2 separate regions of the Mus musculus genome follow, and region 2 is linked to region 1. A link is a loop called in an ENCODE intact Hi-C map of the cell type or tissue named here. Cell type or tissue: left cerebral cortex. All regions are shown on one strand. Each heading gives the region's core, and the rest is flanking DNA. Links, peaks and the distances in the headings are about the cores only. Region 1 holds the start of Knl1 (kinetochore scaffold 1). Region 2 holds the start of Rmdn3 (regulator of microtubule dynamics 3).

Evidence for each region. A loop is a pair of places that touch in the nucleus more often than their neighbours do. Peaks named below come from ENCODE experiments on the same cell type or tissue, not always from the same donor. Only the 100,000 strongest peaks of a DNase experiment are listed, where the experiment ranks them.
Region 2: a loop joins it to region 1, with 2.2 times the contacts of the local background. A loop is called at or near these places in 2 of 42 quality-filtered maps.

What each region holds. Positions count from the first base shown.
Region 1 is chr2:119,044,823-119,050,202 of GRCm38, reverse strand. Knl1 (kinetochore scaffold 1) reads right to left here and starts at 3,084. Exons shown (of 24, transcript NM_029617.3): 1 at 2,980-3,084. n-TSgct7 (a tRNA gene) reads left to right here and starts at 3,372; the gene lies at 3,372-3,453. In left cerebral cortex, for the core only: a CTCF peak has its summit at 3,020; DNase peaks (open chromatin) are centred at 3,103 and 3,364; H3K4me3 peaks cover 1,568 bases; H3K27ac peaks cover 905 bases.
Region 2 is chr2:119,154,714-119,160,093 of GRCm38, reverse strand. It overlaps Rmdn3 (regulator of microtubule dynamics 3), which reads left to right and starts at 3,060. Exons shown (of 13, transcript NM_001033136.3): 1 at 3,060-3,187; 2 at 3,543-3,736. The coding sequence starts at 3,550. In left cerebral cortex, for the core only: a CTCF peak has its summit at 2,791; a DNase peak (open chromatin) is centred at 3,079; H3K4me3 peaks cover 1,801 bases; H3K27ac peaks cover 950 bases.

The sequences.
Region 1 (5,380 bases), core at 153-5,152:
TTCCTGTTATGGTCTAGCAGTACTTTTAAATGGTAGGAGCTCAATGGCTATTTTCTGAATGAGTCCCCTTCACAAGTAAACATGCAGCACTTACAACTATTAACTAGTACATTTGTCTCTTCTATAGAAGTGATTCTCAACCTGTGGATTGTGACCTCTTTGGGAACCAAAAACCCCTTTCACAAAGGTCCCATATCAGATACCCTGCATATTACATATTTATATTACAACTCATAACAGTAGCAAAATTAGTTATAAAGTAGCAACAAACTTTTGTTTGTTTTTGTTTTTCAGCACAGGGCTTCCCTGTGTAGCCTTGACTGTCTTGGAGCTAGTTCTATAGCCCAGGCTGGCCTAGAACTTGCCTCTGCCTACCAAATCCTGGGATTAAAGGTGTGTGCCAACCACACCCAGCTGCAACAAAATAGTTTTATGTTCGAGGGTCACGACAACCTGAGGAATTGTATTAACAGGTTACAGCATTAGCAAGGCTGAAGAACCACTGCTCTATAGAAATCATTTCAAGTTCAGCTTATCTTTTACAGGAATAGTTTTAAGTTCTGTACTCAAAACAGGTAACTACTAGGAACTATTAACCCAAGGTAACCTAAACCATTGTTGTTTCAAAGTCTTTGAGAACCATTCCTCTCCAACTTGTGAACTAGTTACCACTTAACCAATGAGATTCAAAACTTTCTGGAAGTCTCTAATTTCATTAAATGTGTATTTTATTATATAACCCATGTGTTACACCTTTAACAAAACAGGTCAAGCCCCTAAACCACTGTAATAAACCGTACTTATAAAATGCTTTTGATCACATTCATACTAATTATTGATTGTCTAGAAAACTACATTTGGCATTTAGGGGTATACTTATAGCATATAGTTACAGGTTTTTACTTATATACTTACAGGTTTTTGGATACTACTAGTTTTTTTAACAGCCATTCTTGAAATCTATCAGGCACTGCATGAACTAATTCAAAATATTATCTATCTACATTACCATCAATAATACCGTATCATTGTGAAGTAAGAGCTTTGGCAACTGGTATGAATAAAAGCTAGTGGACTTAATTAGTAACTTGATTACTTAAGAAAAAAGTTTATTATCTTTTCCTTCAACTTACACTTACCAAATGGCTACCAAGTTGTTAGGACATACTCATTAAATTTATTGAACCAAGCTATATAAAAATGAGGATATTAAGTATTTCTTTTGGACTGTTTGAACCAAAAAGTTTGAGCCACCAGTCTAAATAATCCAGGGGTCTGCAGACCAACAGTGGGCCAAAGCAACCTTTGAGAACTTTCTTTTAACTGAAGAAAATAAACATCACCACCAAAACATCATGTAGCAGAGACCATCATACTGACCCACAGCAAGCAGAGCCTAAATACTATCTGGCTCTTTGTCCATTCCTGAATTTATACAACCAAAATATACAAACATTTTCACTGATTCAGACTCCACTGATACAGACTCTAGACCTGTGCTGTCAAATTGAATGATTATATACAATGAAATTAAGATGAAACAAATTAAAACTCAAGTTTTTGGTAATCATACTACATTTCTTTGATAACCATATTTTAAGTGCGCCAAAAATGACTGCTAATAGATACCATGTTGGACAGTGCAGATATAGAATATTATTATCACAGAAAATTCTATTGGAAACGCTTGTTCGATCCAGTATCTAGAATCAGTACCTTCTCGTATTCTCAGCATCAAACACATCATTTATATCACCATCCCAAACATTTTACTCCATTTACATCTATCAACTTGTAAAGGTTTCCAGCCATTCACATAGTCAAGAAGTACACTGCTTGAACCTAACCTTTAATGACCAAATACCTTACGATATATTTCCTTCCATATTTATAAATCATCTCTCCAACAATCTGACCAATGAAATGCCATCCCCATGAAGTCTACTTTAGCACAAGACAATGAACCTATGAGACATACAAGGGACTCAACGGAACCAATTTAACTGAAATGAAAACTAACGGTCAACCTTGGTGTCTAGAATAAACTGCTGCTTTGGGTTTTAGCCACATGCTTTATCTCTGTTAACTTCTGTCTTAGTCACAGTTTTATTGCTGTGAAGAGACACCATGGCCACAACTCTTATAGCAGGAAGCAGTTAATTGGGGGTCTTGCTTACAGTTTCAGAGACTTATATAGCAGTCATCATGGGGAACCTGCGAGCAAACACAATGCTGAAGGAGTAGCCAAGAACGTCCACAAACAGCAGGCAGAGTTTTGGAAACCTCAAAGCTCATCCCTCATTAACACATCTCCTCCAACAAGGCCACCCCTCCTCCTAATCCTTTCAAACAGTGCCACTCTCAGTTGACTCGGCATTCAAATATATGAGCATAAATCAAACTACAACGTCTAGTACATTTTAAAAATTGCAGTAGGCAATATTTTTCTTCCCAAAGGGAATCCAAAGTCTTTTGGATGGGAAAGGAAATTTATGTAATCTAACACACCGATTTGTCTTTACTAATGTTGGACCTGCAGAAACCCGAAACTCTATTATTGTGCTCGGACGGAGCCTACAATTTAAAGTTCACTCGTCGCCTTCAGACCACGGAAGCAGGGAACGTCGGTCAGAAACACATACCACAAGGAGTTGGCGAGAGACGGTGGGACCGGATCCCGGAGCCCTGACCAAAGATGATGGGCGGGGCGAACCCGGAGGCCCACGGCGCACCGCGCAGACGACACGACCCCGGGAATGGAGCGGCTTTGGGAAAGGAGAAGCGAAACGCGGCGCTCCAGGAGAAGGAGAGCGGGCCGTTGGCGCTCGCGCGGTCCGGTCGGCTGCAGGGCCTTTCCGAGATCGCCCCGACGACCGAGCGACCTCAGCAACCCGCGCCCGCCCTTCAGCACTCAAACAGAACCCGAGCCCTCTCAGGAGCCCAGAACGGAAAGGAGCATTCTGACCCGCCACCGACCACCTGCTTGACTTGTCTGGGGTCCTCGCGCTCCTTGGAGTCGGACGTCACCTCTCAACGTCCCTGAAGTATTCAAATCTAACCGCCCTAGTGATGCGCATGCTCAGTGCTGCGCGCCGCGCAGACCCCACCCCTTCGGCTCCAGACCGGCCCCGCCCCTAAGACATAAACTTCTCTGTCCTCCTCTGCTCTGACTTAAGTTCCCTCGGGTTTTTCTTCTTTTCTACAGAATTTTCTTCGTCTCTGTTATTCTGAGAACGGCCATCTTCTTTCGAGTGTTTGCAGAGTAAACAATCGCACTGTTGGCTTCCGTACAAAATGGCGACTTCCATGGTATTGCGTCACAGCGCTCTGTGTCTACTCCCTATAGCTACCAGGAAGAAACTAGCTTCTGGGACGAGGTGGCCGAGTGGTTAAGGCGATGGACTGCTAATCCATTGTGCTCTGCACGCATGGGTTCGAATCCCATCCTCGTCGAAAGTGTCTTTTGCTAATTAGTGTAATGTGAATTTATAATCCACAGGATGGAAGTGATTAAATATTGCTTCGGGTTTTAATTCCGATCAGGTTCTATCTAACACAATTAGTCTCAGCATCGAGGTGTTTTAGTTGGTGATATTGTAATTTGAAGGAATTTGATATTTGAAATCAGCTGAAGGAATTGAGATATTTGAAAGGCTGCTTTTGGAATGTTATGACTCACAGATGAAGAAAAAGCAGATAAAGAGACTTTTTTCTAGGAATTTAATTTCTTACAAAGTAAAATAACAGGACATGTTCAGTGGTGGTCTGGAACATGAAATGTCCTAGCTCTGAGATGAATGCTTTCAGTCTTTAATGAGCTCTTACTCCGAGGGCTTTGTTTTGTTTTTGTTATTTTGAGACACAGTTTTACTGTGTAGCAGTCTAGCCTCCAGGTTAAAAATCATCCTGTCTCGCCTTCCCAAATGCTAGGATTACAAAGCTATACCCCCATAATCGCTATTTTGGGGGTTTAATACCTGTCCTGATCGTGAAGTACCATATTGCATTACAAATGCCACCTCTTCCAGCCCTTAAGCAAGCTATGGGATTTGTTTTCAATGTATACATTAAAAAGGTGCCCATGGGGGTGGGGGTAGGGGTGGGGGTGGGGGTGGGGGTGGGGGGGTAACCCAAGTGAACCCTTTGCAGGGCAGTGGTGGCGCAGACCTTTAATCCCAGCAGTTGGGAGGCAGAGGCAGGCGGATTTCTGAGTTCGAAGCCAGCCTGGTCTACAGAGTGAGTTCCAGCATGAGTTCCAGGACAGTCTGGGCTACACAGAAACACTGTCTCAATCCCCCCACCCCCACCCCAAAACAAAACTCCCAAAAACAAAACAAACAAACAAACAAAAATGCCCATGACATTTGAAATCTTGCTATGATCCAGAAACTACTGAAGAAGAGGAACACGACTACCTTTTCAAAAGACAAAAAGCTGAATCTTCTGGATTTAACCAAAGGATTAGGAATAGAAAAAAGAACAGAGATTTTCCTCCTGTAACATCATCAGACAAATTCATTCAACTCACACTTAAAAACCCTTAATGTTTTTTACATAACTAAAAGCAACATACATTTTACATGGATTATGTGTCTCCGACTCTGCAGAACCCTGTGATCATGATAGATGTCTTCATATTCTATTATTGTTGTTTTACACTGAAAGATTAATTTGTCCAAGGCTATACAGCTTCTAAGTTGCAGACAGGACAGTGTAACCCACATCTATTGACTCCATGATGTTTAACCCTCATCCTGTATGGTACCAGATCATGAAGAGTTCTTAATGATCCCCTGGAGTGGTGATTTTACATTCCTCTCACTGGGCATGCTCAGTGTTCAAGAGCCCAGCACCAGGGGCAGGTGCTTCAGCAAGATTTGTGGCACTGATGATTGGAAGGCAGTCAGACGCCTCTCTCCTGGTTCCTCCATTTTAGGTCCAAATCCCTTGGGAATGTTGCTACCTTCACAGTCTGGGCACTTTTGGCCAGTTCTCTTCAGCCATGTCTTACTGTCCGTTTTCTGTCCTGGTGGGACATACATCCCTTCAGGGGCCTTGCAGACAATTTAGTAGCCAATTTTTTGTGGGTGAAGAGTGGGCAGCGACAATCATTTTCATAATCTCTCATCAAAAACACTTTTAAATAAGGCAATGAGCTTCAGTGATATTGCCTGTGACTTTGCCTCTGATTGAAATCGTGTATTTTATATTACTCTGACTGCTTTAGAATTCCTATGGTTTGAGAGTGTCTGTCAAATTTTGTGTGTCAGAAATTTGATCCAAACTGGGTAGTGACACAAGCCTTTAATCTTGGCACTCAGGAGGCAGCAGTAGGCAGATTGCTGAGCTCCAAGGCTAGCCTGGTCTACAGAGCCAGAGG
Region 2 (5,380 bases), core at 79-5,078, 110 kb before region 1:
GGGGTCAGATTACAGTGCCCAACTCCTCAGTCCTAAAGGGAACCTGGGAGACCAGGAGACCAGGAGACCCAGGCTCCTGGCGGCTCCCACCAGATCAGCTCTGTTAGCCCAGGACTCCTCAGAGCTGCTCTGTGCTCAGGGAAGTGGCTCTTGGAGTGACCTGGAGACCAGACTGGTTCACTCTAGGTCTGGATGACTACATTGCCCAATAAAATTAATATATGTCATTTTAAGAATAAGAAGAGGAGAATGGCAGGTAGAGTGTGAATAAAATATGACTGTGGATGACTATAGACATGCACAAAATTTTCACAATGTTGTTTTTTGTTTCTTTGTTGTTGTTGGTTTTTTTTTTTGTTTTTTGTTTTAATTAGGTATTTTCCTCATTTACATTTTCAATGCTATCCCAAAGGTCCCCCTGGTTTTTTTTTTTTGTTTTTTTTTTTGTTTTTTTTTTGAGACAGGGTTTCTCTGAAAAATTTCACAATGAAACCCGTTTTCTTTTTTTCTTTCGTCCTTCTTTTTTTTTTTTTTTTTCTTTTCTCTTCGAGACAGGGTTTCTCTATTAGCCCTTGCTGTCCTGAAACTCACTTTGTAGACCAGGCTGGCCTCAAACTCAGAAATCTGCCTGCCTCTGCCTCCCAAGTGCTGGGGGATTAAAGACGTGCACTACCACTGCCCAGCAAAACCTATTATTTTCTATGCTAACTAAAATATTAGTTCTTAGTTTGTGTGTCTGAAACCTGTGAGTATGGAGGTCAGAGGAGAACCCTAGTGTTTTGCCCTTGCCTTCTATCTTGTTCAAGGCTGGGTCTCTGTTGATGCCCTGGAGAGTTTCCTGTGTCCACATCCCTTCTGCTGGTGGGAGAGCTGGGATCACAGACAATGCTACCATGTCCAGCTTTTACATGGGTCCTGTATCTAACATACATCGTCATGCTTTGTATAGCAAGCACTTTACCCACTTTGCCATATCTACTGTTCATGCAGCCACACTGTGATTGCAGGGGTGGGGGGAAGCTGGGGAGCAGGGGCTGAGAAAGGGTCTCTCTTTGTAGCCCCGGATGTCCTGAAACTCACTCTATAAATCAGGATGGCCTCAAACTTAGAAATCCTCCTGCCTCTGCTTCCCAAGTGTTGAAATTAAAGGCAGGCACCACTACCGCTTGGCTACAAAATGTTTTTGTTTTTTTGTTTTTGTTTTTTCGAGACAGGGTTTCTCTGTATAGCTTTGGCTGTCCTGGAACTCACTCTGTAGACCAGGCTGGCCTCGAACTCAGAAATCCACCTGTCTCTGCCTTCTAAGTGCTGGGATTAAAGACATGTGCCACTACTACCAGCCTGGCTCCAAAATGTTTAATAACAGTTTAATAACATTTAATAATTTAATAAATGTTATTTATTTATTTATTTATTTATTTATCGAGACAGGGTTTCTCTGTATAGCCCTGGCTGTCCTGGAATTCCCTCTGTAGACCAGGCTGGCCTTGAACTCAGAAATCTGCCTGCCTCTGCCTCCCAAATGCTGGGATTAAACAAATGTTTAATAACATTTAATAATAAATGTTTAAGACAGCGGCAGGTGGATTGCTGTGAGTTCAAGACCCTCCTGGTCTACAAAGAGAGTTCTAGGGGCTGGCAAGATGGCTCAGTGGTTAAGAGCGTCACCTGCTCTTCCGAAGGTCCCAAGTTCAAATCCCAGCAACCACATGGTGGCTCACAACCATCCATAATGAAATCTGATGCCCTCTTCTGGAGTAGCTGAGGACAGCTACAGTGTACTTACATATAATAAATAAATAAATCTTAGAGAGAGAGAGAGAGAGAGAGAGAGAGAGAGAGAGAGAGAGAGAGTTAGTTCTAAAGCAGCCAGCACCATACAGAAAAACCCCATCTCAACAAACAAACCAACCAACCCAAAACAAAAACTCAAACCAAGAAACAAAAAAGACAGTGGAGGGCTGGAGAGATGGCTCAGTGGTTAAGAGCACTGACTGCTTTTCCAGATGTCCTGAGTTCAATACCCAGCAACCACATGGTGGCTCACCACAACCATCTGTGATGGATTTTGATCCCCTCTTCTGGTGCTGTCTGAAGACATCTAGAGTGTACTCATATACATAAAATAAATAAATAAATCTTTGAAAAAAAAAGAGACAGTGGGATTATCTAAGTCCTCTAAAACCTGTGTCTATCTTAAAATGGTGAGATACTTTATATTATATTCATTTATATATGAATACATTTGGAGGCAGACAAATCTGTAGTCTTGAATTTGGAAGGCCAAAGCAGAAGGCCAGAGACGCCAAAGCTTGGCTTTATGACAAAGACCATATCCCAGCTTTTGGCAGAGTTGGGGTTCAGAAGGCTCACAAGATCGAGGTCTCTCTGTGCTACAGAGCGAATTCAAAGCTAACTTCAGCAACTTGAGGTCTGGTCTCAAAATTTAAAAGTCCCCCCTCCTCAAAATAAAAAAAAAAAAGTTTGATGATGTGGTTCAGTGGCACAGCACTTGCCAGTCTGGGCTATATAGTGATCCCCTGACTTAATAAAGCAGCAACATACAAAGCAAAGATAGCAGAAATGGTATGTATCAGACCCAGTTTCTCTGTGGAGCCCTGGCTGTCCTGAAGCTTGCTCTGTAGACTATACAGTCCTGATTAGATTCGAACTCGCAATGATCCTCCTGGTCCAGGGGCCCTGGCTTGAAGAGGATTTTTGAAAACTTGTAGGAGTCCCAGCGATGTAGGGACATCTTATCGATAACCAACAACTTACTCCAATTTCATCTAGCAGTGGCGCTGTTGTTTGGGGTTTGACTGGAAAAATCGGTAAACGACTCAGCTGAAAATAAAGCCAGTGTTAAGAAGAGGTGGGGGTGGTGGCATCTTCCAGGTATAAGCAGCGTGAGATTTGCGGAGCACATTCTGGCCGTAGCACCGGGTAAAGTCCACCCAGAGGCTCGGACACTAGACAGCCCAACCCACCTTCGCGGCCCCGGTAACCGCACAGCGTCCATTCGCCGATGTAGCCCCGCCCACAGAACCCGGGTGGGAGGCAGAGCCTCGTGCGTCATCTCCACGCGCGTCTCACCGTGCGCGGAGCAGGTGGCGCGGATTAAGGACGTCAAAATCATTGACAGAGTGAAAGCGCGGTGCCTGCTGCTGCCATGGTGGCTGGTGGCTGGGTAAGGGTCTGAGTTGGTCTCCTGCGGGCCCAGCGTGGCTTCGGGGGGCGCCGGAAGGCCGAGAGTGTGCAGCCGGCTGCGAGGTTGTCACGTACAGGGTGTTGGGAGGCCAGGGGCGCGGAAGCCGGACTGCACTGGGCAGGGGCGCGTTGGACCGGCGCTGCTGCCTCTTGGCAGGGCGTCCGTCTGCGCCGGGGGCTGCGGCACCCGCGGGCTGGACCTGGGTGAGCCGGGGGCTGCGGCACCGTCCGGCCGGACCTGGGTGAGGCCGTGGCTAACGGGTTCTGCCTCGGGGGTGGAGGGCCGGCCTCATGACTCTCTCTCGGTTCGCTCCTGTTTCTTACGCGGGCTGCAGGTACACTATGTCTAGACTGGGGGCCCTGGGCGGCTCCCGCGCCGGGTTGGGACTGTTACTTGGTACTGCCGCCGGCCTTGGATTCCTGTGCGTCCTTTACAGCCAGCGATGGAAACGGACCCAGCGCCATGGCCGGAGTCACAGTCTGCCCAACTCCCTGGACTATGCGCAGGCTTCAGAGCGTGGACGCCAGGGTAAGAGCACAGGTCATAACTTACTGATGGCACTGGGGCTCGGGCTGTCTTTCGCAGAGCAGGATGGCGGGGCAGTGGAAAGGCTGAGTTTCACAGTTTTAGGAAAAACTCACCAAAAAGGAAAGCTGTGCCCTTTCCTCCGATTCCAGGAAAGCTTGGTGCAGGACTGTAGCTTTCACTTTTAGTTCTGGTCGCGCCCATGAATGTGTACGGAGGGCATTTGAGAAGTGCTGGGTGAGGGGTGTGTTTGACAGAGGAAGAGTCTGAAAGAAGGAAAAAGAAATAATCTCATTGGAATTAAAAGTTCTGGTGGCGTGAATATATGTATCCAGATATGAAGTCGTGTTTGGAGAGTAATCCAAGTTTGAAAAATCCCTTTTATGAAGAAAGATTCATAGGGATTGTGTAACTTTCTCGAGGTTGTTACAGAGTAAGAGGTAAAGCTGGACCCAGTCGTCTGGTCCAGTGGACTTTCCACAGCACAGGCTGAGAGCACATTCATGCAACTCAAGCCAAATGGTTGAAAGCCAGCAGTGACAGATGAAATGGATTTCGTTTTGTAAAAAGTCTTCAGGTTAAGTCATTTAAGCAGAGCAGCTGGGGCTTTGAATCGCTCCCCTTATTTGGGTGACAGAGGCTCGTGTAGCCCCCCTCGTTCCGTGCTGATTGGAAATGTTTTCTGTGACCACTGCACTCATATATCTTCTGATTCAGTGCTAACTGGGAATGTGAGTTCTGCAAGAGTGTCTGCGCACTTATCACCCTAGGTTGCAGCTGTCAGCGTCTGATAACATAGTGGTAACGTGGCAGGGCCAGTGACCTGGCTTTCTCCTCACTTGTACTTTGCTCATTTGTTATGTTTTAGCAGTTGTCTGGCCTCCCATGAGGATGGGAGAAAGCCTACGCATTCTAGTTATCTTCCTTGGTGTACCCTGGCACTGCTGGCCTAGATTTCCTCTAACGAGGGATGTATGCATGTCTGCTCCATGGGGCCTGCCGTCTTCCATATTGTATATTCTAGTCCAGTTGCTTTAAATGTCTACCAAGTTCCTAATTCATTCACGCTCAGTTCAGGGTGAGAGGATTCAGCTTGGTAACTATTTTCTTACGGAGCTTGGCCAGTTTTTTTCCATGGACCTTTTCTTGGTGACTGTTCATTTTCTTTTTGCTCTGCTCTGATGAGATTAATTATGGCCTCAAGAGAGGCAGTTACTATTCACTCAGAGATCAGGATTTGAACAAACCCAGTTTTTGTTTTACTGGGTAGTTGGTGTTGACTACCTGGTATTTAGCACTATAAGGCCAGAGACTTTTTTTTTCCTTTTTGTATTTTTGAGACAGGGCTTAGGTCATATAGCTTAGGTTAGCCTCGAATACTGTCTAGCTGAAGCTAGTCTTAAACTCCTTACCCTCCTGCCACCACCTCTGAGGCTATCACTCCTGGCCAAAGGTTTTCTTTGACTATAGCAGAGCAGCTGCCCTGCCTTGTAGGTACCACACCCTTGCAGGCATTGTACACTACCTGCTGTGTTCTAAAGGTTCTTCAAGTAGTGTTTCTTTAGAGACTGTGACCTTAGAGGTTGTGTGTGTCTCTGTGTGTGTGTGTGTGTGTGTGTGTGTGTGTACACGTGTAGACACACCAGT